2 separate regions of the Homo sapiens genome follow, and region 1 is linked to region 2. Evidence: read pairs that join two places in POLR2A ChIA-PET (ENCODE). Cell type or tissue: Caco-2. All regions are shown on one strand. Links, peaks and the distances in the headings refer to the core of each region. The heading gives the core; the rest is flanking DNA. Region 1 overlaps SVOP (SV2 related protein). Region 2 overlaps SSH1 (slingshot protein phosphatase 1).

Region 1 (16,061 bases), core at 7,571-11,570, 98 kb before region 2:
GAGACAAGGGAGCTATGGCCTGGGGTAGCCCCAGTATGGAGTGTTAGATTTCCTCCAGACAGACACTTCTGGGATGTTTTCTGGGGAGATAACTGGGGATGGGAGGATACATTGGCCCCATCATTGCAAAATCTACACTTAAAGTGATTGTATTGCACTAGTTGAGACTCTTAAGTTTCAAATGACAGAAACCCAATTCAAACTGGCTTGAGTAAAAGAGAGGGATAAATACATTTCAGAGGATTAAGTCAGACTTCAGGCATGGCTGGCTCCAGGAGTTTAAATGATCTCTTCATCTCATCTGTGCATAAACCACACCCTCTACTGAGATCTTGCCACATACTCATCATTTCATGGGCACATGCTTGAAACACTTTACAGCCAGTAGGCACTAAAATAAGCCTAGAGATGGGTAGTTCTCATGTACGGTAAATACCACAAAAATTCCTGGTAATGATAATAAGTATTAATAATTATTAAGCTTAACTGTGTGGCAGGCTCTGTGCTCCATGCATTATCATATTTATTCCTCCCAATAATCACAGGACTATAATGAACCCCTATATTAGTCAGGGTGATACCAGCTGCTGAAACAAATAAAGCCCACAAGTTCAGTAACAGCACGATAGGAGCTTCTCTCTCACTAACACAATAGTTCAGAATGACTTTTCTGGTTGGCAAGTGGAATTCTGGGCCCAGTTTTTGTCCAGCTGGTGGCTCTGCCATCCTCTAGGGCTTTGAAGTCTTCTACATACAGACAACAGACTTGCAAAAGGCAAGTGGAGACTGCACAGTCACTTCTTAAATACCTTGGCCAGGAATAGTCTGCTCATATGCCATTGGTGAACACAAGTCACTTGGTCCCACCTAGATGCAAAGGGAGCTGGGAAATGTAGTCCCTGTCTGGGCAGCCACATCTAAGGACAACTTTGCGCTATGAAAAAGGAAACAGAATGTTGGTGGGCATTTGCACTCTCTGCTATATCCTCTTTTTATTGATGAGAAAACTGAAGCCCAGAGGGGCTAATTGACTTGTTAAAGGGCCTACAGCAAGTAGACAAAAGAACTCTAAATCAGATCTTCTAACTCCTAGTCTTTTCTCCAGTATACCTGCTGTTTCAAACAGCTGTTGCTCCATTTTTACAGAAATGTATGTATGTAGTCATTTGGGGTTGGGACTTCCATTGGCCTAAAAATCTTTCTGATTTCTTTCTTTCTCTTGAACTGAGTTTGCAAGATGATGCTGAATACAGGTGAGGTGTAATTCCTTGAACAATGGGGGTGAGATTTCTGACAGTGATCTTAATTTAATTCAGCCCTCACCTGGAACTCTGAAAACAGCCCCAAATAATAGTAATAGCAACCGTGACAATAATAATAACTGCATTAACCCATACCAGGCACTGCACTAGGCACCTTGCCTGTATTATCCTGTTTAATCCTCTTAAGAGCCCTAAGAGGTAGGATCTCTTATCATTCACATTTTATGGAGAAGGAAATGAAAGCACAGAGAAGTCAAGTAATTGTACAGGGTCACACAACCAACATAATAAATGGTGGGGCCAGGATTTGAAGTCAGCTCTCTGGCTCCAGAGCCCCCACTCTTAAAGACCCCACATGCAACACTGTGTGGCTAGAAGCGAGTGCTCTGTTCCACCCTAACCAGCCACGCCTGGGTTTCCTGTCTCCCCCATCCCAGTGGCTGCCTGAAAGTGCAAGGTATGATGTGCTGTCAGGGAACCAGGAAAAGGCAATCGCCACCTTAAAGAGGATAGCAACTGAAAACGGAGCTCCCATGCCGCTGGGGAAACTCATCATCTCCAGACAGGTCAGTGCCTGGACCAATAGACTCTGCAATGTGCGTATCGGGGTGCATGCAGGGGAGTGTGTGCATATGGAGTAGGGCATGCATGCGAGGACACATGTGGGTATGTGTACCCAAGGTGGGGTGTGTGCGTGCACATGGAGCAGATGAGGGCCCAGTAGACAGGACCTGCAAGGGTAATTTGGCAACTCCAATCTGTATTTTCACTTCCAAGTTCTAAAAATGCTTCCTGGAGAATTTCACCAGTGATTAGAGAAAAGTAACCTCTGCTAATGGGTCCTGTAACTGCTCCTGCTTTGGTTTCGCCTTTCAGCACAGATGAAGTCTGACTAGCGAATGAGACTGATTGGCAAAAGCTGTGCAATAAAACCATATCAGGAAGGAGTGTGCTTAGATCTAGGGGATCAAACCGCACCCTGTGTAGGTGTTCTTAATGAATGGTGCCTCACTCCGCTGGTAACACCATCAGGGAGTCCACCACGGTGAAACTTAATGAGCACCTAGTATATGTAGGCACCAGCATTGCACACATGGGGAGAAAAGATTCGGATTTAAGGCTGCAGTCCCTGCCCTCAAGAACCATCCAAGCCGATTGAAGAAACATGACAAATACCTTAAGCAGACATCAGATCCTATAAAGAAATTACCTTTTAAAATAAAGTTATATTTCTGATTCTTTTTATATTATGCAAGAAGAACTGAATGGCATTTCACCAAGTTGGAAGGAGGTGTTTGGTCTGACAACATAGAGTCCAGGGGACCTGCCCCAAATCTACAGGGGCAGAGCAGGATGGATTCCTCAAGAGGTGCAGAAGCCTATTTGGTTGCCTTTGGGGAGAGATCCCTTCCATGGATGAGGGAAAGCCAGGCTGGTCTCGAACTCCTGGCTTCAAGTGATCAACCTGCCCCGGCCTCCCAAAGTGCTGGGATTACAGGCACGAACCACCACACCTGGCCATAGCATATATTTTTTAAAGAACATCGTAAAGCAAAGTTTGATAAATTTGTGAATTATGTAAAATTGGCCAATCGGTCATTTAGCTAATCAATCTTTTGGTAAATTGGCCTTTGGTGAATTAGTTTCTCAGCACATTAACTGTTGCCACCTAGACCTAGAACTGGGGAAGGCACATGTGTGTGTGTGAAATGGCTGGACATGCTTTGGACTGGTTTTCTGCTTGCTGTGTCCTTGGATCTGTGCTGAGGTCTGAGGGGCCAGGAAGGAGGGATCTGCTTCCCAAGTCCAGGTTTCCAGGTTGGAGGGCGTGAGATCCATCCTGTGGGGATCATGCCCCTGGACATGGCTGGGTTCTGGCTGGAGGGGCTGGGAGGCTGCGTCCTGTAGATTTGAGACCTGGGTTCTCAGAGCTCCAGTGTCCTACTTACTAGAAACCTTCCTCCCAGCCTGGTGTGCACTAGTCTCAGGCCACCAGCCCATCTCCCGTGCATCTGTAGGGGAGAGAATAAACACTATGTCCTTGTTTTGAAACAGGAAGACCGAGGCAAAATGAGGGACCTTTTCACACCCCATTTTAGATGGACAACTTTGCTGCTGTGGTTTATATGGTAAGAGCTGTTTGTTGACCACTTTGACCCCTTTCCACTCCCTGTGCCCTGTTTTGGGTTTTGTTTTAATGCAATGGACAGATAGCACTTTGATTTCAGGCAGCGTTTGCAAATTTCAGTAGTTCGAACATCATCCTCCTGATTTCCGTCATATCCAGGTTATCATCTGTACGTACTATCATTTCCTTCATCTTTTTCTTTAACTTGACTGCTTTTAATCACCGTGCAGGCTGGAGTGCAGTGGCGCTCTCCTAGCTTACTGCAGCCTTGAACTCCTGAACTCAAGCAATCCTCCCTCCTCAGCCTCCCCAAATTCTGGGATTACAGTTGTAAGCCGCTGAACCAGGCTTATAACTCTACTTTAAAAGAAAACACCTTAATTGCAAGTCACAGATAGAAGGCACTCTTAAAGAGAAATATCAGCAAAAGTAACTAGACGGAGGTTTGCAGAGGCAGTGAGCCTCTGTATTTAAGAGATAAGAAGGCTGGCTGGGCATGGTGGCTCATGCCCATAATCCCAACACTTTGGTAAGGTCAAGGTGGGAATATCTCTCGAGGCCAGCAGTTTGAGACCAGGCTGGGCAACACGGTAAAACCCTGTCTCTACAAAAAATGTTTAAATTAGCTGGGTGTGGAGGCATGCACCTGTGGTCCCAGCTACTCAGGAGGCTGAGGTGGGAGGATCACTTGAGCCCAGGAGGTTGAGGCTGCAATGAGCTGTGATCATGCCACTGTACTCCAGCCTGGGCAACAGAGTGAGACCCTGTCTCAAAACAAAAAGAGATGGGAGAGGGGAGGTGTTAAGGACTCATTAGCACATAAGTGAGACTGGGATATAATTTAAAAGGATTGAAAGGATTGAAAGTAAACTTAAAAAGTAATTTTTCTTTCACAATACGATTAAATATTTCTGCTATATGGGCTGGTGTGGTGTCTCATGCCTGTAATCCCAGCACTGTGGGAGGCTGAGGCAGGTGGATCACCTGAGGTCAGGAGTTCGAGATCAGCCTGGCCAACATGGCATAATCCTATCTCTACTAAAATACAAAAATTAGCCAGGCATGGTGGTGGGCACCTGTAGTCCCAGCTACTTGGGAGGCTGGGGGATGAGAACCACTTGAACCCGGGAGACAGAAGCTGCAGTGAGCCGACATTGCTCCCCTGCACTCCAGCCTGGGCAACAGAGTGAGACTCTGTCTCAAAAATACATGTGTGTGTGTGTGTGTGTGTGTGTGTGTGTATTTATACTATGTCAGTGTCTTCCCTGTAGCCCACATTGCCCCTTGGGTACCACAGGGGTGGCATGTGGCACGTATTTTGGGAACCACTGATTTGGTCAACATGGGCATCCTTTTAAGTTCCAGTTCTGATCCTGTTGGACTTTTTCTTAAATAATACCCATGGAAGGGAGTGGAGACAGAAGGTGTGGGTTGGGGGTGGTATTTGGAGAGTGTAATCACCTTAAACTCCACAATGAATTGGAGCTGCAGTCATCTTTCAAGTCTCTTTGCACCAATTCATGTACACAGCATTAATAGTGAACAAAATTGGCCTGGCTTAAGGCTTTATGTTCTATTTTAACCAGTTCTCATTTTTCTATTCACCATTTAGCAAAGGTGCTAATTAACAGGGAAGTGTCCCCAAGGTGGTCAATTACAGGGAAGAGGAGAAAAAAGCTTTGATAATATACAGAACGGACTCTAGCTCTGCCCCGAATTCCTAAGAGCTCAATTAACTCAGTGAGCCTGCAGAATTTTTTAAAAGGATGGTGGGGCATCAGAGTTGAGAATACCCACCTTTGAGCACATGTAATTTGGTTGGGCCAACGCTCCTTGAATACTGAAGCAATTAATTAGAGACTAATTTTAGTGCATTATGAAAGCCACTACATTTGCTTGCACACATTGAAACCTAAGGAAATGAATCACTGGCTTCTGATTATGACTGAGTTTTCATATAACTATTCTACTGGATGAGAAGGTTCCGGTCTTGCAAACTTGAGTATTCTAATTTCTGGGTCAGCCAGGAATTAATAAACGGTGTCATTCTGCTCTGAAATTCGAAAATCACATGTCCAAGTTGACGCAATTGACCCAGAGCCCTAAAAGATATTAATGGGGCTGTTTTCTTCCAGAGGTTGGTCCCATTTTTCCCCTATTGCCAGTTGGGTAGACAGCCTTGGAGGTGTTGTGTCTCTTGTATAGCATAGTTCTGTTACCAGAAAGGTGTCCTGATTCAGACCCCAAGAGAGGGTTTTTGGATTTCATGCAAGAAATAATTCAAGACCAGTCTATAGAGTAATGTGAAAGCAACTTTATTAAGAAAGTAAAGGAATAAAAGAATGGCTGCTCCATAGGCAGAGCAGCCCCAAGGGCTCCTGGTTGCCCATTTTTATGGTTATTTCTTGGTGATGTGCTAAACAAGAGGTGGATTATTCATGCCTTCCCTTTTTAGACCATATAGGGTAACTTCCTGAAGTTGCCATGGCATTTGTAAACTGTAACGGCACTGGTGGGAGTGTAGCAGTGAGGATGACCAGAGGTCACTCTCATCGCCATCTTGGTTTTGGTGGATTCATAGCTGGCTTCTTTACTGCAACCTGCTTTATCAGCAAGGTCTTTATGATCTGTATCTTGGCCGACCTCCTATCTTATCCTGTGACTTAAAATGCGTAACCATCTGGGAATGCAGCCCAGTAGGTCTCAGCCTTCATTTACCCAACCCCTATTCAAGATGGAGGTGCTCTGGTTCAAACACCTCTGACAGTTCTTGGTCTTTCAAAGGACACAGGATCACTTCCCTTTGATCATATCGTGATGCTTTTTTACCTACCATCTTCTTGCTCAAGGTCCCCAGTAAAGCCCCCAAAATCCCAGTGAAGCCCAAAGACTGGTCCCTGCTGCTGTAGACATTGGCCCTTCCCAAGGGGGTAGGGAAAGGGGACTGGTGTTCCTCTGATCATTTCTTTACCTTTCTTGCTTTCTCCTGGCAGGTTTTCCAATGCATTCTCTTACTACGGGTTAGTTCTACTCACCACAGAACTCTTCCAGGCAGGAGATGTCTGCGGCAGTGAGTATCTTGGTTGTCTTTGCCAGCTAACTACTCCCACACCCTCGGCACATACACAGTCATGCACACACTCCCACCCCAGGCTCTGCCCTTAAGGGATTGGCCTTGTACTACTTCTGTGGTTTCCAAGACACTCTGTAGAAACCTGGACAGTCTTGTCGCGATGGAGCTAATCTTAGAGGAGCCACATCTTATGTCAGGGTTTGGGCTCTGAAGTTCGCACTGTTAAAACATAAACCAAGGCACATTAAAGAAAAACAGAGGTAATTTTGAAGAGTTTATCTGAGCGGACAGCGATTTATGAATCAGTAGAAAAGAGCTGAAGAAAACAGAAACAGGGAACAAAAAGCAGGTGGGTTGTTTCAAAGTGACTTTCCTTATTGGATTAAAACAGAGCAGATTTTCTTGTCAGCCAGCTCAGGTAAACTAGGCCCCTTCACATGGTTTGCTGTGAATCTTCCTTTTCAAAATTATTATTATTAAATTTATTATTATTATTTTTTTATTTTTTATTTTTGACGGAGTCTTGCTCTGTCGCCCAGGCTGGAGTGCAGTGGCTTGATCTCAGCTCACTGCAGCCTCCGCTTCCTGGGTTCAAGCAATCCTCCTGCCTCAGCCTCCCAAGTAGCTGGGATTACAGGTGGCACCACCATGTCTGGCTAATTTTTGTATTTTTTTTAGTAAAGATGGTGTTTTGCAGTGTTGGCCAGGCAGGTCTCAAACTCCTGACCTCAGATGATCTGACTGCCTTGGACTTCCAAAGTGCTGGGATTACAGGTGTGAGCCACTGTGCCTGGCCTATTATTATTATTATTTTTGAGACAAGGTCTCATTCTTTCACCCAGGGTGGAGTGCAGTGGCACAGTCATGGCTCACTGCAGCCTCCACCTCCTGGGCTCAAGAGATCTTCCTACTTCAGCCCCCAAAGTAGCTGGGACTACAGGTGCAAAAAGAAATAGCATGTTAGTTAAATTTACTTATTTATTTATTTATTCACAGAAAAGAGGCTGAAAAGTTGCAGGCCAGGCGTGGTGGCTCGTGCATGTAGTCCCAGCACTTTAGGAGGCCGAGGCAGGTAGGCTGAGGCCAGGAGTTAGAGACCAGCCTGGCCAACATGACAAAACCCCGTCTACACTATAAGTACAAAAATTAGCTGGTTGCGGTGGTATGTGCTTGTAATCCCAGCTACTCAGGAGGCTAAGCCAGGAGAATCGCTTGGACTCAGCAGGTGGGGGTTGCAGTGAGCAGAGATTGCACCACTGCACTCCAGCCTAGGCGACAGAGTGAGATTCCATTTCAAAAACGAAAAAAAAAGAATTATATTTGGGAGTAAAATATTTTGATTTCCCTCAGGGTCTGCTGTCTGTTGAGTGATGTTCTACTAGAGTCAAGTTGGAATTTGGTATCTGATTGCCACGAAGAGTCTGTTTTGTCGGTCTTACGATCTTTGTTTTAATGTTAATGCTGGTCAGCTGTGCCTAAACTCCAAGAGGGAGGGGGTATAAGAAGGAGGTATGTCTGAACCTCCTTCCCATCATGGCCGGAATTCAGTTTTTCAGGTTTCTCTGGGGTCCCCTTGGCCAAGAAGGGATTCGTTCAGTAGATTGGGAGCTTAGGATTTCATTTTTGGTTTGCAGTTAAGTTACTCTTAACTGATTTCAGTTTGCTCGCCTAGGACCCCACAACACTGGAGCTGTCTCAGACTAATGGCCTCTCAGTTAATTTTTTCTAATAGCATTACTTTTTCTTTTTTTTGAGACAGGGTCTTGCTCTGTTACCCAGGCTGGAGAGCAGTGGTGTGATCATAGCTCACTGCAGCCTTGATCTCCTGGGCCTAATAGTATTTTAAGGTGAAAATGTAATATAGGTTAAAATTATGGCTGGGTATGGTGTCTCACACCCATAATCCTAGCGGTTTGGGAGGAAGAGGCAGGAGGATCACTTGAGGCCAGGAGTTCAAGAACAGCCTGGACAACATGGCAAGACCCTGTCTCTACAAAAAATTTAAAAAATTAGCTGGGCATGGTGGTGTGTGCCTGTAGTCCTAGCTACTAGCTGGGAGGCTGAGGCAGAAGGGCTGCCTGAGCCCATGAGTTCCAGGCTGCCGTGAGCCATGATTGTGCCTCGGCAATCCAGCCTGGGTGAGAGCGAGACTCTGTGTGTGTAAAAAAAATAAAAATAAAAAAATAAAATTATCATCGCAAATCCCCTAAAGAGCCCTCACGAAGTATAGTACTCAGAGCTTTATGGATATGATCCTGAGCAATAATTCTAATGTGCACATTAAGTTTGAGGACCAAGTTGGCTCTCCACCACGGCCACATAACAGACTCACCCGGGAAGCATTTTTTTTTTTTTTTTTGAGACGGAGTCTCGCTCAGTCGCCAGGCTGGAGTGCAGTGGCGCAATCTCGGCTCACTGCAAGCTCCACCTCCCGGGTTCAAGTTATTCTCCTGCCTCAGCCTCCCGAGTAGCTGGGACTACAGGCGACCGCCATCACGCCCAGCTAATTTTTTGTATTTTTTAGTAGAGACGGGGTTTCACCATGTTGGCCAGGATGGTCTCAATCTCTTGACCTCGTGATCCACCCACCTCGGCCTCCCGAGGTGCTGGGATTACAGGCGTGAGCCACCATGCAGAGCCGGGAAGCTTTTAAACAGTGCCCAGACCCATTTAATCAGGACTTGGGAGAGCAGGTGGAGCTCAAGCATTAGTAAGTTTTAAAAGCTCTCCATGTGATTCTATTGTGCAGCTGGAGGTGGGAACCTCTGGACAAAAAGAAACAAATGCAAAGAAAAGTCTATATGCTTTTTTATGCCTGTGCTTTTAAGCCATTCTGACTTTTAAGATAACACTAAATTCTCAGCATTGAACTCAGGTTAGAGGATAAAAGAATCAAGTTCCTGCTTGTGTTCGGGGTTTGCCCAATTATCTTTTATATTAGGCCTCTATAATCATAGTTAATAGTTTTGTTTATTGGTATAAGGATTGAGTGAGGTAGTGGAGTCCCATCTCACTGTGGGGGTGTGGGAGAGTCTGTGTTAAATGCTCTGCTGATGTGCTTTGATTGTAGAGTCAATCACAGGGTTTGGTATTGACTGAGCACAGATTGCCTCTCCTAAGAGTAGAATGCTTAAGCTAAGCATCCTAATGCTTAAACTAAGGATTCAGGGGAATGTCGTAAAACAGGGGTTAGCAATCTTTTTCTATAAAAGGTCAGGTAGTAAATATTTTAGGATTTGCAGGCCACATAACTCTGTTGTTTGTAGCAGCACAACAGTGGACGGCATATTGTTAAATTAAGTCCAGCCTAAAGCTGCCTCCTTGCATATTTTAAGTTCAGCCTAAAGTTTCTCCATACATAGTGAGCTGTATGAACTGTAACCTAACTGGATGTGTGAACAGACTGTAATCTACTCTTGTGCCAATCGCTGATTTCCGCCACTCAAAAGCAGTCAACTCACCAGGCGTAGTGGCTCATGCCTGTAATCCCAGGACTTTGGGAGCCGAGGTGGGAGGATCACCTGAGGTCAGGAGTTCAGGACCAGCCTGGCCAACACGGCGAAACCCCATCTCTACTAAAAATACAAAAATTAGCTGAGTGTGGTGGCACATGCCTATAATCCCAGCTACTCAGGAAGCTGAGGCAGAATTGCTTGAACTGGGGAGGCTGAGGCTGCAGTGAGCCGAGAAGACGCCACTGCACTCCAGCCTGGGCAACAAAGCGAGATTCTCTCTAAAAAAAAAAAAAAAAAAAAAGCAATCAACTGTTCAAACTCTATTCAAATAAGGCAAACACTGAGCTGTAACCAGTCCAGCAATTTCTGTATCTCACTTCCGTCTTCTGTTACTTTCCTGTTTCTGTCCATAAACCTTTAAACACTTGGCAGTACCAGTCTGTCTCTGACCCTATTCTGGCTTGGGGGCTGCCTGATTCACGATTTACTGTTTGTTCAATTAAACTCTGTTACATTTAATTTGTCCAAGGTCTTTCTTTTAACAATATAAATGAACAAGCATTGCTTGTGTTTCCATGCAAATTTGAATTTTGGGTCATTTTTATGCCTCATTATTTCCTCTTCTTTTAATTTCTAAAAATCATTCGAAAAAAACATTTTTAGCACATAGGTCAGGCAAAAAACAGGCAAGGGACCAGATTTGGTCAGAGTTTGCCAACCCCTGTTGAAAAGCTCTCTCTTATACCTGGGTGGGAAAGTAAAACTGTAGAACAAGCCCACAGCTGGAAATTAGGAGACCTGGGTTCCAGCACCAAGTACCTGTGTCACTTTGGGCAAGTCATTTACTTAGTATGTATTTTCTACACGCCAGGTACTGGTCTATGTGTCAGTGTCCAAAAAAGCCAGAGCTGGACAGAAGTGAAAGCAGTGAAGGAAAATTTCATTTAGTAACAATTGCAATAGGAGGAGAGAGACCTCAGTATAGAACTGGGCTCCTTTCTGTATACGCAAGTATTCAAAGTGGGGATTTATAGCCAGGGAGCAGGGTGGGGGAGTCAGTGGATGGAAAATTACTAAGAGGAAATGTCAAGGATAAGATGGTTTCTGGTTAAACCGACTTGATAGGATTATTGCTGGGCCAGGCTCATACTCGTAATCCCAGCACCTTGGGAGGCAAAAGTGGGAGGATTGCTTATGCTCAGGAGTTCAAGACCAGCCTGGGCAACATAGTGAGACCCCATTTCTACAAAATGTAGAAAAAATTCGCATGCCTGTGGTCCCAGCTACTCAGGAGGCTGAGGCAGGAGGATTGTCTGGGCCTGGGGAAGTCAAAGCTGCAGTGAGGTGTGATCACACCATTGCATTCCAGCCTGGGCAACAGAGCGAGGCCCTGTCTCTAAAAATATAACTAGCTAACTAACTAACTAACTAACTAAATAAATAAATATTTAAAAAGGACTATTGCTGAAGGCAAGTATAGGGGAGGAAGCATATCTTTCCTTCTATTCATCCTGGTTTTATGACTGAGGCCCCTATAACAAAAGACAGATTAAGAAAAGCATATGAACGTATTTCATCTAAGTTTGATGTGGCATAGGAGCCTTCATAAGGAAAGGAAGACCTGGAGAAATGGTTAAGCCTGAGTATCTTTGTGCCAGATTTGATGAACAGTGGAGAGTCGTAGAGAAATATGACAGGACGAAGAGTGTGACCTAGTGGTAACAAACTGGGGGAAAGTCAGCAAGGCCTGTTCAGATTCTTTTCTGTCCCTGTGTCTTTGGAGATAAGGATTTTCTTTTTCTCTGGGTATAGGCAGGGCACCTCTCACCTGAGGGTTTTATGATTTGCTTCAAAATAAAGTCATAAAATGGCCGGGCATGGTGGTTCATGCCTGTAATCCCAGCACTCTGAGAGGCTGACGCGGGCAGATTGCTTGAACTCAGGAGTTCGAGACCAGCCTGGGCAATATGGTGAAACCCTGTCTCTATCAAAACTACAAAAACTGAGCCGAGTGTGGTGGCGTGCATCTGTGTTCCCAGCTACTTGGGAGGCTGAACTGGGAGGATCGCTTGAGCCTGAGAAGCGGAGCTTGCTGTGAGACGAGATTGTACCACTGCATTCCAGCCTGGGTGACAGAGTGAGGTTCTGTCTCAAAAAAAAAAAAAAAATCAGAAAATCCGTCTGGGTTTTATGACCTGCTTCAGGGGTGAGGGGCAAAGGAAGGTCAGAGGCCCCTTCTCCACATGCTGTTTCTCCAATTATTTTGACTTAAAATATTCAAAATGCCAAGGTGCCATATTTGAGGGTTGGCATGTCCTGAACCCCATCACAGGCCAGGGTGATAAGAAATCAAGGGTGGGGGGTGAGGAATTGGATCAAAAATATCAAAGGTGTGCATTTTCGCTAGACTGATTCAGCAGTATCTTGTCAAAACTAGACAGAGCCCAAGGGTGAGGATGAAATTTTAAAAAGACTCAGAGGAGCCTGACAAAAGTTTGGTTAAAATGGTGGGGGTCAGGGGGGTGTGGGGGTTGGCTGCGCATGGTGGCTCACACCTGTAATCCCAGCACTTTGGGAGGCTGAGGCAGGTGGACCACTTGAGGTCAGGAGTTTGAGACCAGCCTGGCCAAAATGGTGAAACTCATCTCTACTAAAATACAAAAAGTAGCCAGGCATGATGGCATGTGCCTGTAATCCCAGCTACTCGGGAGGCCAAGTCAGGAGAATTGCTTGAACCCAGGAGGCGGAGGTTGCAGTGAGCCAATATAGCACCACTGCTTTCCAACCTGGGCGATGGTATGAGACTCTCTCTCAAAAAAAAAAAAAAAAGAGTTTTTTGTCAGCTGAGCATGGTGGCTCATGCCTTTAATCCCAGCACTTTGGGAGGCTGAGGCAGGTGAATCACTTGAGCTCAGGAGTTCAAGACCAGCCTGGGCAAATGGTAAGACCCCATCTCTATAAAAAGTACAAAAAAGTAGCCTGACTTGGTGTGCCTGTGGTCCCAGCTACTCAGGAGGCTGAAGTGGGAGGATCACTTGAGCCTGCAGGTGTGGAGGGTTGCAGTGAGCGAAGATTGTGCCACTGCACAATCCTGCTCCAGCCTGGGCAACAGAGTGAGAGCCTCTTTCAAAAAAAAAAAAAAAAAAAGAGAGAGAGAGAGTCTTTGTCATTAGAATACGTCAGTGAATTCTAATTACAAAAGACAAATATTTCTGCCCTGTGGGCTTATATTTGGGGGGAAGGGGAGACAATAGCATGATGAGAAATTATATAGTATATTACAAGGTGATAGATGAGTTAAAGGAAAAATTTTAAACAAAAGGTAAAATCATGCCTCTCGTACAAATATAAAATTAATACATGACAGACTTCAATTAACTCATTAATTAATAAATGAATCAGTTAAGAATTACTTAAAGTCTGAGTGTGACCTATTTGCAAGCTGACAAGTTAGCCTTTCACAGCTCCCACAGGTGCTAGCAGAGGACACAACACTCCTGGGTCAGAGACAAAGGACCATATTACTCATAGCAATTGCAGTAGCCAGAGTATCGGCATTTTCCTACACCAGTTCCTCAAGCCCCCAATCCCCCAGGGTAACATGAAGAGGGGCAGGCAATACCAACAAAAGTATTGAGTTGTGTAACAAGAGAAGATCCCTGAGCTTAGGGAACCCCAACCTTTTATACTAGACAGTAAGCATGCCTGTCCTTTGCTCTGGAGAGAGACATTTTATCTTCGAAAGCCATAAGCAAACTACTATTTGAGCCAAGGGGAGACATTCTCTTTCTTCCAAGGCTGTTTGCTAAACAAATATCCTTGAAAATATAGTCCAGAACAAAGGTAGTCAGCGCATCTACTCAAAACATGCAGAAATGTCAGAGACCCAAAGAGAATTGTCTACTAACACAAATAAGAGGGTACAACTGGTTCAAAGGAGAAGTCAAAGCAAACACATATACAGGCAATCAGAAATGCTGAAGTGAATTTACAATTAGAGGCAAAACTGGTCAATATGTATAGGGCAGTCAACTGCATCACCACCAGGCACTATTTGCATTTCTATGTATTAATACTAGAATCATTTACATTACTATCATTTTTCTACAACATAGCTCAAAGACAATGACAGGTGAAGGTAACCTATAAAGGTACAACTACAAGACATTTTTGCCCATTTCAAAGTCTTTCACACATGCTTACTTCAGCAGCACATATACTAAAATTAGAACAATACAGAGAAAATTAGCATGGACTCTGCACAAGGATTCCATGCAAATTGATGAAGCATGCCATATTTCTGTGGATTGGGTTAAGAAAATATGGTACCAGTACACCATGAAATACTACACAGCCATAAAAAAGAACAAAATCATGTCCTTTGCAGCAGCATGGAGGCAGCTGGAGGCCATTACCCTAAGCAAATTAGCACAAGAACAGAAAACCAAATACGACATGTTCTTACTTATAAGTGGGAGCTAAACATTGGGTACTCATGAACATAAAGATGGCAACAAGCCCAGGTGTGGTGGCTCACACCTGTAATACCAGCAATTGGGAGGGCGAGGAGGGAGGATTGCTTGAGGCTAGGAGTTCGAGACCAACCTGGGCAATGTGGCAAATTCCTATCTCTACAAAGAATACAAAATAATTAGCTGGGCCTGGTGGTGTGTGCCTGTGGTCCCAGCTATTTGGGAGGCTGAGGTGGGAAAATTGCTTGAGCCCAGGAATTCAAGGCTGCAGTGAGCGGTGATTGTGCCACTGCACTCCAGCCTGGGTGACAAAGTGAGACCCTGTCTCAAAAAAAAAAAAAAGGTCAGGAATGTAGGGCAGATAAAGGGGCAGTGGTTAGAGTTAAGTTTTAAATAGGATGGTCAGGGTGGCCTCAATGAGAAGGTGAAATTCAAAGACTTGAAGGAAGTGAGGAAATTCATCATGGGGAGGGATAAAGGGCAATTCAGGAAGAGAGATCAGCCAGTGCAAAGATCCTGAGGCAGGTGCATGCCTTACTTGCCAAAGGAACAGCAAGGAGACCAGTGTGCTGGAGTAGAGTGAGTGGAGCAACAGGGGAAGAAGTAGAAGGTGGGGTCAAGGATGTGTTAAGTGCCAGATAATATAGGGCCTTAAAGATTTTTGAAGGACTTTGGCTTTTACTCTATGTGTCATGGGAGGTCATTGCAGAGTTTTAGGCAGAGGAATAACAGTGATTTGACTTAGGTTTAAAAAGTATCCCTTTGACTGACGTGTTGGAAATAGACCATGGCTGGGTGGAGAGGTCAGGGGAGAAAGTGAGTACAAGCGTAGAAGCAGGTAGACTAGTTGGAAGGTTATTTTGGTAATCCAGATGAGAGAGGATGGTTGACGATGGCTCAGACCAAGATGGCGGCAGTATTACTGAACCGAACCTCCCCCGGCACGGTAAAGCCAAACATCTACACTGAAGTTTGCAGTAGGAGAAAGGAGGGCGTTTATTTGCAGGATGCCAAGCAAGGAGAAACAAGCAGTTCACACTGAAGATCCGACCTCCTGGATGGCTTATAAACAAGGATTTTTAAAGGCAGGGGTACATTTTAGGAAAGTAGAAGTTACAGGCAAAATCAGAGGTCAATCCATGGAAACTATACCTTGGTTTGGACCCTGAAATTGGGATATCTTGAGGATCAGGGGGCCTTACAGGTGGACTTAGAGATTCTTTGATTTGTAATTGGTAAAAAAAAAAAGGAAGGCTTTTTCAAAAACTTGAGGTCAGCAGGAAGGAGTGTTAAGGTTTGGCCTGTGGGCCTGACTCTCTCTAGGCCCCTCAGGAAAAGATTTATAATCAAGGGCAGTGGTCAGAGTTGAGTCCTCAGTTCTCCCTTATCTATTATGTCTACTCAATGGTGGTCAGCATTTTCCATCTGGTGGATTCTGGGTTTCTGAAACCAACTCAGGGACATATGTTAAGATGTTATCTTTAGTTTCTATAGGGAACCAAACATCCTGTGGCTCTAACCTTCTTGGGTGGCTATTATTTTAAGGTATTTTTACCTTCCTGTTTATTAAGTTCTTCAGTTACTTCTCAAGGCTAGCTAGGTGCCTGGTATTTCTCTTGAAGGGACTCAAGATTTTCCTTTATTTCCATGTTTGGGGGTGGTGGGCAGAAG
Region 2 (15,532 bases), core at 1,039-5,038:
TACCCACCTGTGGAATCAGTCCTTTATCCAAGGGGCTCTGGTTCCTTTTAGTGGAAAATGAAATTTAGGAGCCAAGCTAGGTCTGCTTATTGCTGTTGGGGTGTTGCTAACCACAGGCCTCTCAATGGGCAGAATTAGGGAACATTTGTATGTACGTGCATACACACACACGTGCATCTATATTTATTTCAATAGGTTGAAAACTATGAGTTCAGACTGGTACCTTCAATTCTGATGCAGCACCTTGGGGTTCATTCTAGTTTTGTCTCTCCATATTCATGACTCCCATTGTCCCTGAAATATTAATAAATATTAACATTATGCATATTATATAAACTTAGGTATTATTTATATTATATAGTATATATTTGTTAATATTGATTATATTAATATTAATATAATCGATTATATTAATATAGTTATAATCGATTATATTAATATAGTTATAATCGATTATATTAATATAGTTATAATCGATTATATTAATATAGTTATAATTGATTATATTAATATAGTTATAATTAATTATATTAATATAGTTATAATTAATTAATATAATATGTATATATGCTATATATCATAAATATATTAATTATAAATATTAATATTAACATTAATGTTTAATATTTCATTCCTTGCCTGTGAGCAGTCTCTGTCTCCCTTGCAGCCCCCTCCCTGCACAGATGCCCTTTGCACCCTGCTTGCCAACAGACACCTCAGCTTGGGATCCCACACCCCCTCCCCAACTCAGAAGCTTGCCCTGCCCTTCCCCGCCAAATGGTTTTTAGGTCTGAATTGTTGGGAGGAGAAGTGGACTTTTTTGAGACTGTTTTCCAGAGGTATCAGTTCAGCTGAAAGCCAGTGCCTAAGAGCAGAGGTTTCAGAGTTACACTCCTGCCTTCCCCTTCCTGCTTCCCGGCTCCTTGGTCTCATGAACTTGGGCAGGTGACTTAACCTCCCTGAGCCTCAGTGTTTGTTTGTTTTGTTTTCTGTTTTTTTGTTTTTTTAAGACGGAGTCTTACTCTGTTGCAGTGCTGTGGCACAATCTCGGCTCACTGCAACCTCCATCTCCTGGGTTCGAGTGATTCTTGTGCCTCCCAATAGCTGGGATTACAGGAGCACGACACCACGCTCGGCTAATTGAGCCTCAGTTCCCGTATGTATAAAACACTGAGAGATGGACACTGGGGAATAAATGAGTTAACATACCTGATGTGCTTAGCATAGCGCTCAACGAAGATGTTATTGGTGTTACATTTATTGATGTCCACTGTTTTCTGGGCACTGAGAGGGATCCTGAGACAGAGAAGTCATAGGCCTAGCTCTCCAGACACTCAAGGTGATGTGGGGAACTTAGCTGCTGTTGTGTTATTTGAAGCACTCAGTTGTCAGGAAGACCTGACCTGACCTCCAGGTGGCTTTAACTCGCACGTGGCATGATGCTGTGAGTCTTATTTGCCAGGTTCAACCTGTGTGTGGGGAGTGCCCAGTGTGCCCAGGGCACAGAGATGACCAGGGTGAGTTACTCCTGGAATACTGACTTCAGAGAAGAGCACAGCTTGGCCAGTGTATCTACCAGCACTTACTTTCAATCTACTGTATGTCAAGCACAGAGGGAGATTTAAAAAGCATGTGCATCCTGGCCCTCACATCCCATTGTGAAGTTAAAATATACTGGCAGGAAGATGGCTTCACCACTAGTTAGTAAATAAGTGGGTCAGGGAACACGATTTGGAAATGAGGGAACTTGGGTTCCTAGGTTCCTATCACTAAGGGTGGTCTTTCCTTCAGTATCCAAGGGGATTGGTTTCAGGACCCCCGCCTTTGCCGAGGATAACAAAATCCATGGATGCTTAAGCACCCGCAGAACCCACTAATTCAAAGAGTTCAGCATCCCTCAAATACTGTATTTTCTGTCTGTAGTTGGTTGAATCCACTGATGAGGAACCCGCGGATACAGAGGACCGACTGTATGTGACCTTGAGCAAGTGACTTAACCCTTAAGCCTCAGTGTCCTCACCTGCACAGTAAGAGGAGGTGCTAGAAGATGTTGAAAGGGAGGAGCTATAGCTCACAGCGAGGGCCACAAGAGAAAGCTTCCTGGAGAAGGCATAAACACTGGAAGACAGGCATGACGTCGGGAGGCAGATGGGAGGAAGGACACCATGAGCCGAGAACCACAGTAGGCTTTATGGGGACAGTGCTATAGCTGGGGATAGAACAGAGAATGCGAAGCATGGAGAACAGGGGGAATAGTGCGAGAGGTAATACAAGAATGGTTTTTTATTCTGAAATACTGTTTTCTAACTATATTCTAAGCCCCTAAGGTCAGGACATAGCAGATGAATGAAATTTAGGTTAACGACATACAATGGCTAATTGTGGCAACCCATAGAGAGTTAGCACAAGAAGTTTGGACTCTAATCAATAGATGATGTCACATGGCTAAAAGTTCTGGGGCTGGGAAAGAATGTCATGAGAGCAATGGTTAGCGGCTGTGCAGAGTGGGCGAGAGGCCAGGGAGGCGCTTGTCCTGATTCTTCTCACCAGGCCAAAAGCTTCCGGAGCTCTGCTGTCCTATACCACAGCTGATAGCCTCATGTAGCTAATTAAACTTAAATTTAAATTAACTAAAATGAAATAAAATGACAAACCCAGTTTCTTGGTCACACTTACTGCATCTTAAGTGTTCAGTCAACACATCTGGCCAGTGGCTCCCATACTAGACAGAGAGTGGGTAGAGAATACAACAGCCCTGGCCTTCAGGGACATTCAGAGAATGCAGCACAGAGCCGGGTGCACCGTGGGGCTGCTTGGATGTCGCCTGGCTCACGGGGGTGAGGAGGGCCAGAACTGGGTGGTGCCTGAGAGACCTGAAAGGAGGGGCCTCTGACAAAGTTAGGACTCGGTGACAAATGACTGTGGTATGGGGCTGCATACCATAGACAGGGCTGAGAACCTGGGACAGTCGGGATAATCTCTTCTCGGAATTTTTGAGCTGTCTCAGAAACATTTCCTTCATGTGCCTGTTATTTCTGGCGTGTTTGGCTGTCTTTGCTGCCATAGCATTTCCCGCACAGTGCAGCCTTTATACCTTCTGCCCTCGTGAAGGGGCTTAGATCCTGGTAGAGCAGATGATGCTTGGAGGAAGATGCATTAGCTCCAGCTTCCATGGGGCCTGAGGGCTCTTGGGGTCATCAGGGAACTATCTTAAAATTTGCTAAACCAAGCCAAGACACATCACTTGCTGTCTTATTTAGGGAGAAAAAAAAAAAAAAGCTTGCTTTTGCGAGCTCGCTGGTCAGTTCAGCTGCTTGCCGCTACCCGTTGGTTTGAAGGAGAGCTGTGTAGCTGGCTCAGAGAATGTCTCTTACTGTCTGAAATACTTTTGGACATTCCTTCTCTCTGAGAGAAGCCTACGCCTTCTAGCCAAACAATACATGTTCCAGCAGCAAAGATATTTGTAATGAGCCCTGCCAGCATTCCTTGTCTGTGACCCCTTTCCCTAAGTATAACGCTCTGCAGAGCTGGAATTTTTCTATGCTCAGCATTATGTGTTTAGGGGGGTACAATTTGGGAGCTCCGGTTGACAGGTGTGTCCCTAAAGTTACTTGTTTTCTTAGGCTCTGAAGAGTGACATTTGGAACGAGGCCCTGCCATGTTGCACTGCAAGGCCCACAGTGAAGAAGAACGAGACCTTGGCCCAACTCAGGGTCTTTGTGACTTTTAAACACGAGTTCCAAATGAGGGAAGAACCTGTGGGAGAACCATGGAAAGAATTTTCCATCCGACCTGCAGTCTTTAGCTAATCTCTCTCCAAATGGTGAATTTTCGATCTCCTTTACATCTTTATCAACTTCACTTTGCTAGGCCTGGGGTTCTGAATCCATCCAGAGCCTCACTGAGAGTGGTTTTGAGGTCAGTTGATTAGCTTTCCACGTTGCTGCTATTGCTGCAGGTCAGATGGTGCTGCTTTCTGACCTATGGATTCTTCAGGAAGAGCACCGAACTTTTTCAGCCCCATTCTACCTCTTATTAGCCAGATGACCACAGACAAGTCATTTATCTTCTCCCAGTCTTGGTGGTTTCATTTTCTTTTCTTTCTTTTCTTTTCTTTTGGGAGGCGGGGGTGGGTGGGACAGAGTCTCCCTCTGTCTCCCAGGCTGGAGTGCAGCGGTACAATCTTGGCTCACTGCAACCTCTGCCTCCCGGGCTCAAGTGATTCTCCCACTTCAGCCTCCCAAATACCCGGGACTGCAGGTGCACGCCACCACACCCAGCTAATTTTTGTATTTTTTGTAGAGGCAGGATTTTGCCATGTTGCCCAGGCTGGGGTTGTTTCATCAGGGGAATGGGATTGTAAAAATTAAGTGGAAAAATGTAGGGACAAACTCTCTATAACTAGAAAGCTATTATTTACATATTTAAAACAATATATGTTGATAGTATACCAGGCATTCAGGTGCTGAGAATTTGTGATGTTGACAGTGCGATGTCTCAACCACAAGCATGAGGTTTGTTTCTTAGGTTTGCACATTCTGAAACTTGAATTTGTGAGTTCACTCAGGGATGATCAAGTTCTAAGAAACCAATTTACGCTAACCAAACTTATAAGGAACTGATATATAAAGCACAATTTGTAAATTGAGGTTTATGAACCCACAGGGGGGCCTTTTATGACAGAGGCCAAATCCTCCTGGGTTCACAATAAGGTACATGTAGCATAATCATCTTACTCTCCTGCCCCTTATGCCTCTCTGTTTACTGATCCTTCAGGGCCTCGCAGGCTTCATTTCTTCCAGGGAGGCCTCCCTGAACCCCTGTGTGTACGTGCATCTGCACCTTCCACCTCCTTCCACCGTGGAACTTGCTGCCTTATATCGAAGTTACTGTCCTGTGCCTGCCTGGCCCTCCAGTGTCACTCCAGACCAGGTGTGGAGTGGTCTGTGGCATGGGTGGAAACCGGGTCTGTTTCACTTCTAAATTCTCAGGCCTTAGCACTGACCGGACACAATAGACACTCAGCAAATACTTGTTGATCGAAACCGAATTAACAGAGCCTCCTTTTTGGAATGCTCGTTGGCACCCATCTTTCTATGCTGACAGCATTACATTAGTTCCTTTTTCTCCTAGAATTACCATCAAGTTCGCTGGACAATTGACAGTCCCCTCAGTAATCACCATGCAGAGTGGGGTACCATTGAGGGTTAGTTCTATCCAGGGAAAAGTGATTCCGTTTGTCTCAGCCTGTCCCATCAATCTGGGACCCTTTACAGGGCCTCTTCTTCAGGCTCATATTCTCTACTTTTTTTTCGAGATACAGCATCAGAAATCCTAAATTTGTACTATTTAACTCCCTGTTTCCTTAGGCATAAATTAGTGTAATAATGCCTGTCTGGTCTTCCACACGGTTTTGTGAAGATCAGATGAGTTGACATTCACCAGAATGCTTTGTCCACAGCAGAGTTTGTCAAAGGTCTGATCTGAGGTTGGTCTCGGTGGCTCACAGCTGTCACCCCAGCACTTTGGGAGGCCAAGGCGGAACAATCGCTTGAGCTCAGGAGTTGGAGACCAGCCTGGGCAACATAGCGAGACCCCATGTCTGTTTCACACAGCACAGGTCTGATCTGTTTTTGCTTTCACTGTCATCATTTCGTATTGTCATGATGCAGCGTCTCCCTTAGAGGGCCAGAAGAACATTCAGGTCTCTGAAAGTGTGTAGTAGAAGACTAGCATCTGTTTTACTGCTTCCAAAGAGAGTATTATTTTGTTTTTGACCCTAGCATGACCTCCCTTTATTGCACCTAATCACATCACCCACCTTCTGAGAGCACCATGCCTTTTTGTTGGTGTTACCTTTTACCAGCAGAAAACATCGACGTGTACCTATGTGAGAGGTATCTTTATGAAGCCCATGGAGAAGACTGTTTTCTCTGTGTCTTCTGATGTTGTTTGTTTGTGTGTTTGTTTTTGAGACAGTCTCACTCTCATCCAGGCTGGAGTGCAGTGGGGACTCCAGGATCACAATCTCCACTCAGTGCAGCCTCGACCTCCAGGGTACAAGTGATTCTCGTGCCTCAGCTTCCCAAGAAGCTGGGACTACAAGTGTGCGTCACCACGCTCAGCTAATTTTTGTATTTTTAGTAAAGACTGGGTTTCACCATGTTTTCCAGGCTGGTCTTGAACTCCTGACCTCAAGTGATCCACCCACCTTGGCCTCCCAAAGTGCCAGGATTACAGGCGTGAGCCACCATGCCTGGCCATGATGTTATTTGATTCTGAGGTTTTTAAAACTTGGCTGTGCATCAGAAGCACCCCCTGGAACTTTCTGGAGACAAGATCTGTCTCCCAGGTTGGAGTGCAGTGGTGTGGTCACAGCTCACTGTAGCCTTGACCTCACCAGGCTCAAGTGATTCTCCCACCTCAGCCTCCTGAGCAGCTGGGACTACAGGCACACACCACCAAGCCTAGCTAATTTTATTTTTATTTTTTTGTAGAGATGGGATCTTGTTACGTTGCCCAGGTTAATCTTGAACTCCAGGGGTCAACTGATTCTCCCACTTTGACCTCCCAAAGTGCTGTGATTACAGGCATGAGCTACCATGCCCAGCTCCCTGGAACTTTTTAAAAAAGTAGATGCCCAGGACTCATCACAGACCTTCCGAATTAGACTCTGCTGAGGCTGGACCTGGGCATGAATGTGTTTTAGGAGTTTGATAGGTTGTTTCAATGTATGACCAGAGTTGGAATTCAGGGGTGTTTGGATATTCCATACTGTGATGTTTCTATACCTACTATTTTTGTTCTTCAAGAAATGCTGTTTCTATGCAGCAGGGCAGACACCCAGATCACCAGCACATATACCCATTCCTTAAAGAGGATGGCTGTCTTTGCCCTTATCAGAGCTTGGGCTGGCTTGGCTTACCCTGTGCTCCATGCTCTGCAAATGTTTGCCTGTTTGGATGAATGAACAGAACCCTGTAAGGAATTCTAGGGGTTAATTCTAGGGGTTAATCAGAGTATATATGGTAGAATGTAAATTGGAACCCAGAAATATGAATTCCCAGACCATTGTTTTTACTTTTGTTCCCCACCGCCCCTGCCCAAGACAGTGTCTCACTTTGTCGCCCAGGCTGGAGTACAGTGGTGCGATCTTGGCTCACTGCAACCTCCGCCTCCTGGGTTCAAGTGATTCTCTGCCTCAGCCTCCTGAGTAGCTGGGATTACAGGCATGCACCACCACACCTGGCTAATTTTTGTATTTTTAGTAGAGACAGGGTTTTGCCATGTTGACCATGCTAGTCTCGAACTCCTGACCTCAAATGATCCACCCATCTCAGCCTCCCAAAGTGCTGGGATTACAGGAATGAGTCATCACCCCCAGTTTTTACTTTTCTTAAACCTTAAAGCGCGGCAGTCACCATGGGCGTTGTCCATGCTATCCCTGGTGATTCTATTTTGGAATTGTTGACGGGCTTCCTTCGTTTGTCATATGGAGAAAATACCTTACCCTGCAGAACTGCCAGAGTTCAATGACGTGGCGTAGCTAAGTACCTCCTACAGCCTTGGCCACATGGGAGATCCTCAGTAAATAATAGTCCTGTTGATGAGAAACTTACCTTGAAAGCGACTTCTTGGTCAGCGTGGCTGTGTGGTTTACAGAACTCCTTAGCCTCTATGCAGTGCAGAAGGGCCAAAGGATGTGTCCTGTCCCCCAACTATGACGGCAGTGGTGGGTAGGATAAGGCTGTGGGTCCCCTGCCCTTCTGATTTCTACTTGGGCAGATGGAAGAACCCCGGCACAGTCTCGTCTTCCTGGAGTTCTGTTTGCTTGAATGGTTCCTTCTCTCTCTTTCCCACGCATGATGCATTCACACACTGGGAAGAAGGACGGAAGATGTGATCCACATTCTGACTTCTCAGTGCCTTAGTGGCTTTGCCATTAGGCACCTGGGCAGGCATGAGCGGATGTGACCGCAGCATAATGGCTCTGATTTTCATTCTGGATGAGTAGAACAGCTGCTTAACAGGGGTTAAGCAGGTGGGCGTGGGGCAGATAGATGTGAGTCCAGCCCCATCTTGTAGAGATATGTGCTCCTAGGCAAGCTGGGGTTTCCTCACCTGCAAAACCAGAATCATGGTAATGTGTGTTTCACTTAATCCGTAGGGAGGATCGCTTGGTCACTTGTGAGCCGAGGGAAGAGAAGCCCCTACTCAGTGCTGCTTCCTTCAGGAATTGTTCCAGAAGTCACCAGTTAAATGCTCCCTCCTCCCTCTTGTAAACCCTAGCCGAGCCCCTTTCTTAGGGTACTTATTCCATTCTCTCCTGCGTCATGGTTATTCACATCCTGAACTTATTTCTCTCACTGAAAGAAACGCTAAAAACACAGCTCTTGGCTGGCTTGTGCCTGGAGGGTTTGGGATCACACCTCCAACCTTTAGGACCTTTGCAGCCTGACCTGCCTTGGGCACCGTGCGTATCCCAGAGCTCCTCATAGGTGTGCATGTGGTCCCCTCTACCTGGCGTGTCCCCTCAGATAGCTGTTAGCATGACTGAAGAATTTTCAGGATGTAACCGTGCTTTGAGTACGCAGAATAACTAACTGCGGCAGCTGCCCACGTCACCGTCACCGTTGGGTAAATGGATGCTGATTTGAAAGAAAGAGTCATCCTTCAGAATGTTGATTTGAATCGGAAGGGGGTCTTGTTGCTTGGGGTTGGTTCCTTGGGGCCAGTTGTTTGCCCTCACAATGTCGAATGCACACCCCGGTGCTTGTTTCTCCGGCCTACAGAAAAGCCCGTAGGAGTGCAGTGATTAGAGGAACCTCAGCTGTTTTGCTGAATGGCCCTCTTTCATCAGGATGTGCTGGGACAAGGGCCTTTTTCAGCCAAAATATCAGAGGAAGACAAGAGTTCCACAAGAGCCATTTGCTTTTCGGGTAGGACTCTGAGGAGGAGTTGGCTCCCCAGCCCTCGTGGAAGCACTCGGCAGCCTCCTGGCTTTTCCTGATCTCCATAGGGAGCAGATGGCCAGAGCTCGGAGGGCAGTTGTAGGGAGCGTTAGAGATGTGAGCACTGCAGCCACGAACCTCTTTTATTTTACCGACTTCTGCATCTTCCTTCAGCCAACCCACTGCTTCTGCTGTCCAGAGGTTTCCAGCTCAAATTAGTACGTATGACCACCCTGATTACTGGTTTCCTGCCATGGCTTGGTTTCTGGATGACACTGGCTGTTTATATTTTGGGGGCCTGGGGTTTTTTGAGGAGCATTGATTGAGGTTTTTTGTCTGTCTTCAATGCTTTGGAGAAACTTTAATCTTATGAAGCTTCCCGAATGGCAGTAATCAGTGTCCGAGAACAGATCTGTGTGGTGGAGATAAAAACATTCCAGTTGGCGGGTAGAGAGGGCAGCGGCTTTTTTTTTTTTTATCCCTCATCAAGATTTTTCTTACAGCGGTGGAGGAAGACATTTCCGTTTTGTCTGTCTGCGTCTGACCTTTTGTAACTTTAGTCACTCCTTTTAGGACACTCAGATCTTTTGTGAGAAGAGTGACTTCTGGGTGGCTGGGATGGATGGCTTGTGGGTTTGGGCTTCCTGGCCCCAGACACCTGGTAAAGTGAGCGTGCCATCACCAATGTGGATTTCTTCATGGACTTCCCCAGTGGGACACTTTGAGGGTCTGATGAATCGGGAGCCTGTGCCTCTGGGCATCAGAAGCTGCAGTCGTCAGATACAGTATTCAGGTCAGCCACGCAGAGGGCGCATGAGGCTCTGGGCCCAGAGTGAGCTCAGAAGAGAAGCCAGGAAGCCGGGTCACAGAGACTTTCTGCATCTTGTTTTCATAAATCCTGTGACTGACCATGCTCTGCGGCCTCCCACCCCACCCCCCACCCGGAGAGTCATGTCGTGCGGTTTCCTCTGGCTGTATCTCCTGACTGTATTTGCAGGACGCAGGGTGATCTCACAGCTTCGGGATAATGCGCTGCTACTTGGGCTTCCCTGCAGCTTCCAGTCTTGCTTTTTACAGTAAATGCCTGTTACTTGATTGTCGTGGGGGAACAGAGGCAGAGTGTTCCAGGGCCCCAATCAATGCCATCCTGACTTCATGCGTAGAGCAGGAGTCCCTGATTCTTATCAGTGTAGGAACATGGAGGAGGAACAGCTGGCCTTGTAAGTGATCACAGAGTGAAACCAGCCTAGTCTGTTGCATTGTTCCTTTTTTTTTCCAAAGGAAATATAAGGGAAACCAAGGGGAATTTTTGCTCATGGTTTCCAAGGCAAAGGTCATCGTTAATGGTTGGCTGTTTCCAGCGTGCTTGGGTTTCTGGTCAGTATGAATTTTTTTTTTTTAATCTCATGAACAAAAGCAGTTGATGTTGTCTCGAAAAGATTTTCCCAGCTGCTTCGATGAACTGATGGTTGTTTTAGGTTTCATGAGTTTGGAACCTCTCGCATAGCTGTTTCAGATTTTGATGAGAATAAATAGTAAATGATCTGTGTCTAAGAACAGTTCTGAAAACATACTCAGCTGTGAGATTCTAAGGAAGGAGAGAGTGACAAGCTTTGCAGGTGGAAAGGGTTAGGTGATTCTGCAGCCTGTGAAATGAGATCGGCCAGATGGATGCTAAAGAGCTTTTTACTTCCTATGAGTGAGGGTGAGACAGCAAAGAAAGGCTGCTTCTCGTTTCTTTCGTTATTTATAATCCTGAGCTCCTCAACACTTGAACCTTGCAGCACAAATATATGCCTGTGAGAGGGTGGAAAGGATGACTCGGCAGTGCATCTGCAGTAGTGGACAAAATGCTGTTAGATGTCAAGTATTGGTGTCACAAGATATCGAAAACCAATTGCCTGGAATTCAGAGGACTGAACAAGAAGGCAAAACTAAGTCTTCTTACTTAATATTTGAGCAGTCACTATTTTTAGCATGAGCATTTAACCAGAAAAACTAACAGATTTTATTGTGGACTTTATATCATAGAACATAACAGTCTTCCTGATCTCAGGAGCTGCTGATTGGAAATGCTAGTTCCTGTGGCATTTTCTTGGCACCCAGAGTCATACTTTAGACTTTGCTGAGTTTTTTATTCCAGAATTCGAACGTTTAACTACTAACATTAGATGTCTGGGGCAAAGGTGATCTTGCTTTCTTGTATTACAGAAAACATCTTCGTCTTTCTGTCAGGAATTGATTTACTTAATTTCAAGGTTCTCTTTAATTAGAAGACTGCTTTTTCTTAGGGATTTTTCCTTCAAATCATGTATATGTTCATTGGTTGTTCAAGAGCGAAATTTTTATAGTTGCCTACAATTTGAACTGTGACCTCCTTTTATGAAATTATTAAGATTAGAATGTTCTTTTTAAATTATATAGTAGTGTTTTATATTATTTTGAGAATCAAACAAAAGTAGATGTTTTAAAGGTTAATATATGTTTAATATAGAACATTTGGAAAATACTAGAAGATAATCTATTCCTCCTCCTCCCCCACCTCCCGCAAAGCCGTTGTTAATAATTTTGGTGTATTTTATGCATAATTTTGAGAGTTGATGGTATTTTTGAACAATTGATAGTAATTCATAGCTGAAGCATTCTTTTCTTATGTCTTAATTTTTGCAAAAGCCAGACTTGATAGCCAAGTCATGAAAGTGAAATTAAAAATAAAAACTTTTGATGTACGACGGGGTCTCACAACGTTGCCCAGGCTGGTCTCGAACTCCTGGGCTCAAATGATCCTTCCACCCCAGCCTCCCAAATAAACATTTTTTAATTGTAATTTTTAAAGTTATAGGTAGTTATAAATGTTATTGCTAGCTAAAATAACAAAGGCCAAAGATTCATTCTGCTGAGAAATTCATTGGGCCAACTTGAGGTTTTCCTCAAGAATAGTGGACAGGACAACCTTGACTAAGTTAAATCACAAGTCAGTATCCACCCACTTTTTTCTTTCTTTCTTTCTTTCTTTTTTTTTTTTTGAGACACAGTCTTGCTCTGTCGCCCAGGCTGGAGTGCAGTGGTGCGTGGTGCGATCTTGGCTCACTCCAACCTCCGTCCCTGGGGCTCAAGTAAGCGATTCTTGTGCCTCAGCCTTCTGAGTAGCTGGGATTACAGGCATGTGCCACCACGCCTGGCTAATTTTTGCATTTTTAGTAGAGACAGGGTTTCACCATGTTGGCCAGACTGGTCTCGAACTCCTGACCTCAAGTGATCCACTGCCTTGGCCTCCCAAAATGCTGGGATTACAGGCTTGAGCCACCCGGCCCCTCCCCACTTTTCTTAAAATGCAAACAACTAGTGAAAGTGTAATTTCATCTTGTATTCCATCAAGGGAAGTCACCAAGAAACAATGGAGTTGTTAAAAGCCAGAGAGTTAGAAGCAGAGATCAACAGCAAGAGCATGAGAATTCACAAAGTAGACTGCCCTCTCCTAATCAGGGAGTTGTTCTCTTTTCTTAGAAAATGTTATGGCTGGGCGTGGTCACGCCTGTAATCACAGCACTCCAGGAGGCCTAAGCAGGCAGATTGCTGGAGGTCAGGAGTTTGAGACCAGCCTGGCCAACATGGTAAAACCATGTCTCTACTAATAATACAATAATTAGCTGGCCATGGTGGCACATGCCTGTAATCTCAGCTTCTGGGGAGGCTGAGACATGAGAATCGCTTGAACCCAGGAGGCAGAGGTTGCAGTGAGTTGAGATCACACCACTGTACTCCAGCCTGGATGACAGAGTGAAACTGCGTCTCAAAAAAAAAAGAAAGAAGAAAATGTTATATGACAGTGAGATCCCTGTCCAGTATTCTGCAGAAAGGGGCCCTGGAGAGCCTATGTAGAACTTTGGGTGTTGTCACAGAAGCATTATTTTGTCACGAAAATTCTCCAGCAGCAAGCTTTTAGCAAAAGCAAGGTTTGAGAAAAGTACTACGTGGAATTATTATAAAAGCAGTTTCATCCTATTTGCATTTTACATGCCATTTGTCCACGCTAAAGCTTTTTCCCCTGCAGTAATTCTTTGTCCATTTTCCTGTCTGAATTCCGGTCTAACTGTGCTCTGGTCTTATCCTTCCCAGCTTAAGTGAGAGCTTTTTCATGGTGAAAGGCGCAGCCCTCTTCTTACAACAGGGAAGCAGCCCTCAAGGCCAGCGGAGTCTTCAGCACCCCCACAAGCATGCAGGTGAGGGCTCTAAGTTGATACTCTTACATTGGAGCTTCTTTTCTGGACAGCAGAGGAAACTTCCATTGTTGGTGATGTTGCTGAGTTTGAAGGCCTTAGACATAGTGGACGCAGGTTTGCAGTGACCAGTGCAGGCAGAGGCTCAGATGCTCTCTCTTGAGCAGACCACGCACATTTTCCAACCTTTTATGTCATGTCTGTCTGCGTCAGGAGTAAGGTCAGCAGCATCCTGCTGGGATGCAAAGATTTCCTCTCTGTAGTTTATCAGTTAATTGCAGGCTGTAAGTTACAGCCTGACTTTTTAACAAATGCACCAAAATGAATTATAGCCAGATGTCGTCCACTTGAAAATAACCATCTGGAGTGCTGTATACCTAATCTTGGGATGGATTTCTCCAAGCATTTGAAAAACACTCATTTGGAGAATTTCTTGAAGGGCCTTTGGCTCCAACTCTGAGATAGACACTGTAGTAGGAAGTCTTGATTCTGTAATAGTTTGTTTTTAGGAAGTAGACAGAAGTAATAGGGTGAGGATCAAACTGAGTTTAAATAAGAAGTGCCTACTAAGTAGTAAGACTGGTTTTCTTAGGAGACTTGACTCAGAGCTGAAGGCAGTTAGAAAGAGGAATTCAAGAAATGCTTGCGTGGCCCTGCATGGTATCTCACACCTGTAATCCCAGTGCTTTGGGAGGCTGAGTTGGGAGGATCGCTTGAGCCCAGGAGTTTGAGGCTGCAGCAAGCTAGGATCACGCCACTGCACTCCAGCCTGGGTGACAGAGAGAGACTCTGTTTCTTAAAAACAATAACAACAAAACACACTTATGGCCAGGCACGGTGGCTCTTGCCTGTAATTCCAGGATTTGGGAGGCCAAGGTGGGCAGATCTCGCTTGAACCCAGGAGTTCCAGACTAACCCGAACAACACAGTGAAACCCTATCTCTGCAAAAAATACAAAAATTAGCTGGGCGTGGTGGCGCATGCCTGTAATCCCAGCAAGGTTGGGGGCTGAGGTGGGAGGATTGCTTGAGCCCAGGAGGTCGAGGCTGATGTGTCACCACAGCCAGCTAGTTTTTTGTGGGTGTGTATGTAAATGAGGTCTCACTATGTTGCTCACTGTGTTGCTCAGTGAGCCACGATTGCGCCACTGCACTCCAGCCTGGGTGACAAAAGAAAAGGACCCTATCTCAAAAAGAAAGAAAGAGGAAAAAGTGCTTGCATGTAAGTGGATCTTTGTCGTAGGTGGACAGCATCTCAGGGCATTTCTTGGAGAGGCAGTGCATAATTGAATGTCTGTGAGCTGAGAAGGCCTTTACCTTTCAGAACAGCAGCAGGTGAAACCAACCAGCTATTGTGGCCAGTTTTCTTGTGAACATTTTGTTTGTTTAACCTCAAGTCATTCAGCTTCATTTTAGATCTGAGTGCTCAGGTTAGAATTCTACACCATGCAATTTATAGCAAACACCAAGGCTCAGTCAGTATTTTCACATACTGATGTTGATGATATTTAGGTCTGTTTTAAGCAAAGAAAATAACTGTCCTGTACAAGGAGGCAGTGTGGTTTGTGGAAATAGTATTTGTTTTGAAGCCAGGCAGACCTGTCTTCTGATCCTAGTTCTCCAACTTACTAAGCCGTAACAGGTCGACTTCTAAGCCTCAGTTTCCTAGTCTTTACAATGGGCATCAAATACTGGTGCCTCAGACAATATGGAAATTTAGAGTTATGCGTGTAACATACCTACCTGTAGTAGGTGCTGTATATATATATGGGTAACTATCATTGTTATTACGATGACTTCTAGTACAATACAGCTATAAACAGACCCTTCATTCTTTTTTTTTTTTTAATTATATGAAAAGTTTTTTTAGAGACGGATCTCATTCTCTTGCCCAGGCTGGCGTGCAGTGGCCTGATCATAGCTCACTGCAGCCTCGACCTCCTGGGCTCAAGTGATTGTCCAGCCTTAGCTTCCTGAGTAGCTGGGACCATAGATGCGTGTCACCACACCCAGCTAGTTGTGTGTGTGTGTGTGTGTGTGTGTGTAGATGAGGTCTCACTCACTATGTTGCTCAGGCTGGTCTCCAACTCCTGGCCTCAAGCCATCTCCCCACCTCAGCCTCTCAAAGCATTGGGATTATAGGTTTGAGGTGCCATACTCAGCCAGATTCTTCGTTCTTGAATTTGCTAATTATTCTGCCCTCTTAGAAATGTAGCTGTTGTTCATGTTTTAATTGTAACACATATGACAAAGCAAATGCTCAAGCTCTGCTCACTAAGTGTCAGATACCTCCTTCCTCTAATCCAAAGACTAGAAGGGTAGGATGCAAGCCACCAGCTGGCTGACTCTTGTGCCCTGAGGT

The links. ChIA-PET counts read pairs that join two places held together with the same protein. Peaks named below come from ENCODE experiments on the same cell type or tissue, not always from the same donor. Only the 100,000 strongest peaks of a DNase experiment are listed, where the experiment ranks them.
Region 1: POLR2A ChIA-PET joins it to region 2 with 5 read pairs; 3 of 35 experiments call an interaction of 5 or more read pairs at or near these places.

The regions. Positions count from the first base shown.
Region 1 is chr12:108,924,594-108,940,654 of GRCh38, reverse strand. It overlaps SVOP (SV2 related protein), which reads left to right. Exons shown (of 16, transcript NM_018711.5): 9 at 1,700-1,828; 10 at 3,318-3,391; 11 at 6,384-6,460. It also overlaps the pseudogene RNU6-361P. Among named protein-coding and RNA genes, the nearest start is that of DAO, 53 kb to the right of the region's middle. In Caco-2, for the core only: no CTCF peak of the experiment used is centred there; a DNase peak (open chromatin) is centred at 9,500.
Region 2 is chr12:108,820,900-108,836,431 of GRCh38, reverse strand. SSH1 (slingshot protein phosphatase 1) reads left to right here. Exons shown (of 15, transcript NM_018984.4): 3 at 13,071-13,174. Among named protein-coding and RNA genes, the nearest start is that of MIR619, 8.3 kb to the left of the region's middle. RefSeq lists enhancers at 4,640-4,749, 8,201-8,772, 14,396-14,445. In Caco-2, for the core only: no CTCF peak of the experiment used is centred there; a DNase peak (open chromatin) is centred at 2,881.